Linked DNA regions of Homo sapiens: region 1 is linked to region 2. Evidence: chromatin loops called from intact Hi-C (ENCODE). Cell type or tissue: endothelial cell of umbilical vein. All regions are shown on one strand.

The links. Peaks named below come from ENCODE experiments on the same cell type or tissue, not always from the same donor. Only the 100,000 strongest peaks of a DNase experiment are listed, where the experiment ranks them.
Region 1: it touches region 2 in a loop (7-fold over the local background); 7 of 110 quality-filtered maps call a loop at or near these places.

The regions. Positions count from the first base shown.
Region 1 is chr12:70,691,911-70,694,410 of GRCh38, reverse strand. All of the region lies in intron 8 of PTPRR (protein tyrosine phosphatase receptor type R), which reads left to right. Among named protein-coding and RNA genes, the nearest start is that of PTPRB, 56 kb to the right of the region's middle. In endothelial cell of umbilical vein, a CTCF peak has its summit at 1,517 (motif pointing left); a DNase peak (open chromatin) is centred at 1,520; H3K27ac peaks cover 184 bases.
Region 2 is chr12:70,588,675-70,591,174 of GRCh38, reverse strand. It overlaps PTPRB (protein tyrosine phosphatase receptor type B), which reads left to right. Exons shown (of 34, transcript NM_001109754.4): 8 at 942-1,211. Among named protein-coding and RNA genes, the nearest start is that of PTPRB, 48 kb to the left of the region's middle. In endothelial cell of umbilical vein, a CTCF peak has its summit at 1,025 (motif pointing left); a DNase peak (open chromatin) is centred at 994.

The DNA of each region.
Region 1 (2,500 bases), 100 kb before region 2:
GGGCATCTAGGTTGTTTCCATGTCTTTGTTATTGTGAATAGTGCTGCACTATAATAATAAATTGTATGCATATTTCTTTTATGCAGTGTGTTGATACAAATATAAGATAATATAGATACACTTAAAGAATGCCATTTACTCAGGTCATCATTTTATATTTAAAATTTTAACATCTAATAATGTTTCCTACTTAAATTATGTTTCCTTTTTTATTATATAAAGTACCTAGCACAGAGTAGATATGCAAATAAGTGAACCACTCATTAAAGCAACAAGTTATGTAGCTAAAGCAAGATACTGGAATTAGATTTGATTTCCTACCCCAACAAAAACATTTATAATTTTTGGCAGGATATTTAATCTCCCTATGCCATCCTTTATTCCCAAAAGTAGTGATAACAATACTCTCCTACAAGGCTACCGAGAAAATTAAATGATAGTATGTGTAAAATGTCTGTCAAAGTTCCAACTAATAGTAAGCCCTCAGCTAATGTTAGTTTCTCTTTCCCTCCCTATCTAACTGAAGATGAATCCATTTCTAACCTCAGAACCAATTCCAGGAAATAGGGGTACCATCTATGTATAGAGAAGTTTACAGTTTTAAAAGCAAAGTACTCAAGAGCCCCATTTTCATTCATTTATAACAGTAGTGATGAAAACGATGATGATTATACATTTTTTGTTTAATTCTTGGCTTTTTTTTTTAGTACAAGCTATATATTACAAGAGTTTTTCTTGGAAACCTACATTTCCCCATACTCAGTTATATGTTGTATTCTTGCATTTGTAAAAGGAAGTAGTTGGAGCCACACACAGTGGCTCATGTCCTGGAGTTTGAGACCAGCCTGGGCAATATAATAAGACCCCATTTCCACACACACAAAAAAAGTTTAATTACTAGCCTGGGCAACATGGCAAAACCTCATCTCTACCAAAAAATACAAAATGTAGCCAGGCATGGTGGTGCACATGTGTGGTCCCAGCTACTTGGGAGGCTGAGGCAGGAGGATCACTTGAGCCCGGGAGGTTGAGGTCGCAGTGAGCTGTGATCACATCTGGGAGTAGCCACTGCAATTCAGCCTGGGCAACAAAGTGAGACTCCCCTCTCTGAATTTTTAATAAAAAGGATTTGGAAACTTCTAAATACTTGGAAAATACTGTAAGTTACTAATTACCAACATAATTTAGCTTTACAGGGAAACTGTTTCTAAGCAGTTTTTAGCTTTACCAGTAAATCATATACATCATAGGCATTATAAAAACTGAAGGAAGCAGGCCTCTTTTCAAGCCTGAATGGTGTAGGATGTTTATGGAAACTTCTAACAATCAGTGGATACTGAAAGGCATGAAAGATTTCTTGTCCTCTTTGCTAAGAAAAGAAAAAAATATCTAGAAAGTCAAAAACAGGGCTTTAACTCTTTCTCATAGAAATTAATTCTGACATTAAACCCTCTGTGAGCCACATCCCAAATAGAAATCACAAAGGATACAAAAGTGAATTAAATACAGCCTTTGCCCTCTAGGGGCTCACCACACTCCATTGAGGGCAGGCAGAAATTTAAGCACTTAAAATACAAGATGATAAATACTAAAATAAAACTCAGGGGACCCAAGCAAAGAAGAGAATGCCTAATTCTGCCTGGGAAGGTCAGGGAGAACTTCAGAAAGACAGTATTTTCTGAATTGAGCCCTGAGTAATGAGGAAGACTTTACCATGCAGAGAAGGCAAAGGAAACAATATGTGCAAAAGCATAAAATCTGCAAAAACATAGAACATTTGGGAGATTGCCCTAGGTCCATGGGGCTAGATTATATGATACACGTGGGAAAGCAGCTGTTGGTGAGGCCTTGGGATGATCATTAAGGATCTGCTCTATCTTGCTAAGTACCCCTCTTGGCATTCATCTTCTAGGCCTGCACTGTCAAGTAGAGCAACCAGAACCCACTTATGGCTAGGTCAGTTTACACTTAAATGAATTAAAATTAAATAAAATTAAAACTTTAGTTTCTCAGTTTTTACTAGCCACATTTCAAGTGCTTGAAAGCTAGAGGCTACATTTTTTGGACAGCACAGATAGATAATATTTTCATCACCTCAGAAAATTCTATTGATCAGGGCTGCTCTAAACTGAATTATCAATAAGTATATAAATATAATAGTTAAGTATGTAAATACAGTAGGTATAATAAAATTGAGTCCAACGGACAAATAGGATTATATACAATACCTTCTTGGAAATTCACAGGGTCCATTAACATACTGAAGACCCTGAGAAGTCCTGCAGTAAAAAGAATATGGTTCAGATTTGTTTAACCCAATGTTTCCCATATTTATTTGGGTACTAACCTCTTTTTGTAAAAGATGACTTAATTTATAAGTCATATAGTATAATTCTATATGTTATAGAGGTAATGATTTACAGGTAATAAATATTTTGGGAAATACTGCTATGGGCAATTGGGAAGTATGGATGACATTTAGACAATGGAATCATGTGAT
Region 2 (2,500 bases):
GCTTGAGCCCAGGAGTTTGAGACCAACCTCAGCAACATAATGAGACCTCGTCTCTACAAAAAAAAAAAAAAAATTAATTAGCTGGGCATGGTGACATGTGCCTGTGGTCCTAGCTACTCAGGAGGCTGAGCTGGGAGGATTGCTTGAGCCCTGTGGTTGAGCCATGATTGCATCACTTCACTCCAGCCTAGCAATAGAGTGTGACCCTGTCTCAAAAAAAAAAAAAAAAAAAAACTTGGAGGAAATAGAAATGATCTTTAATAAGGACCTAAAAAATGTAACGTTTGTGACAAAGAGGGAAAAGAGGGAAGAGCTTTTGGGGTGGAGGGGACAAAATAAGCAAAGGCCCAGAGGCAGAAGGGCCCAGGAGACTTGCAGGTCTACAGAACATACAACCGGAAGCCAGCTTTCCAAAGGGTAGGGAAGGAGAGAGGATGGCTTCAGAAAGTAGTCTCAGTTAAGACTGGAAGGATATGGGGTCTGAACTTAAAGAGCCAAAAATGTAAGCAGAGGGCTTGACATTTTATTCTGCAGATTATAGAGAGACCTTGAATGTTTTTAAGCAAAAAAAAAAAAAAAAAAAAGAACTTAATCTTGCAAGAACATTAATCTTTTTAGTTGGAAAAGAAAGAAAGGAATGCCTCATGATCACGACATCCAATATCTCTTACAAAGGATGCCACATATCACTAGATTATTAACACTACAACAGAAGATTACATTACTGATATCACTAAAATGATTTTAGCGGACATTTCTTGTGTGTCAAATGTCTCCGAAATAAAGAACACTCATTTGCAATCCACAGACATCAAGAGGGGATAGAAATGTTTTGAACTGCAGATATTGTGTCTCCTATCTACTGCTGCCCAAGAAAAGTAAATGAGTATCCTTACTTTTGGTCTGTAATATCTCCTTTTTGACATCATTTCACCGTTTAGTTCCAGACAAAGTTGCAAACCTGGAGGCAAACAATAATGGCAGGATGAGGTCTCTTGTAGTGAGCTGGTCGCCCCCTGCTGGAGACTGGGAGCAGTATCGGATCCTACTCTTCAATGATTCTGTGGTGCTGCTCAACATCACTGTGGGAAAGGAAGAAACACAGTATGTCATGGATGACACGGGGCTCGTACCGGGAAGACAGTATGAGGTGGAAGTCATTGTTGAGAGTGGAAATTTGAAGAATTCTGAGCGTTGCCAAGGCAGGACAGGTAGGCAAATATGAAGATGTTAATACCAATGGAAGAGTAATTTGTTCCCTCTCCCAGGTAACCCAGGTAACTGCCGTAACTGCTAATATCATACCCTGGTGTTTTCTGAATTTGAGATATTAAGGACTTTAAGGCTAACATGGGGTTTCTAACACCTAATTTGTCAAATTAGAACATTTAAAATCACTTCCACTAGTAACTCCATTATTTCATGAAAGAAAGCCATTTCAAACACCAAAAGAGTAAGATGCATACATTCTGAAAACAAACACTGACCCTTCCCACAAAAGAAGAACCTTTTGCTAGTGATCAGCATTAGGGAACCATTGCCTTGACCTCATGTTGACTAATGTGGGGATTTCAGGTACCAATGAAGAGTGATTAAAGTGGAGAGGGATATATTTGGATTTTAGGGAAGGGAAGAATAAGGATACTGAAATGAGAAAACAGGCTCAAAGAGGTTATAACTTGCCCAAAGCTTTGCAATATAATCGTGACAGCAAGAATACCAAGACTCATGTTTCAGTATCCTCATACTGTCAAATACTTGTACTCATATTGTCAAATAAGAGAGTTGCACTTCCAAGTTCAACATTTGCTTGATAATCCTTGTAATGTGAAATACTCCATATTTAGAGTGAAATTCAAATACCTTCTTTCTTAGTTCGCCTGATAATAGGGAAATAACTACATGGATTCACTGTTCTTCTTAGAACAATGTCAAAGAAAAGGATCATGACACCCACTTAGCTTGCCAATGTGTCTTGCAGTAATCTCCTCATCTTCCAAATATTAATATCCACTGGATGATGATCAAAGACCTACAGAGCTTAAACTAAGCGACTTTTAGTATTTCACAGGACAAGCATCTCTGTCATCTCCAATATTTTATCACTCACCTCAAATAACTTGGAAATGGAAGATCACAGAACATTAGGGGCTCTCAGCATGTCAGCATAATTCTCAGGAGAACTTTTATTTATTTATTTATTATTTTTACATTTTGAGACAGAGTCTTGCTCTGTCTCCCAGGCCTAGGCTGGAGTGCAGTGGTACAATCTCGGCTCGCTGCAACCCCCACCTCCTAGGTTCAAGCAATTCTTGTGCCTCAGCCTCCCAAGTATCTGGGATTACAGGCGTGTGCCACCAGGCTCAGCTAATTTTTGTTCTTTTAGTAGAGACAGGATTTTACCATGTTGGCCAGGCTGGTCTCAAACTCCTGGCCTCAAGCAGTCCGCCTACCTTGGCCTCCCAAAGTGCTAGGATCACAGGCACAAGCCACGGCGCCA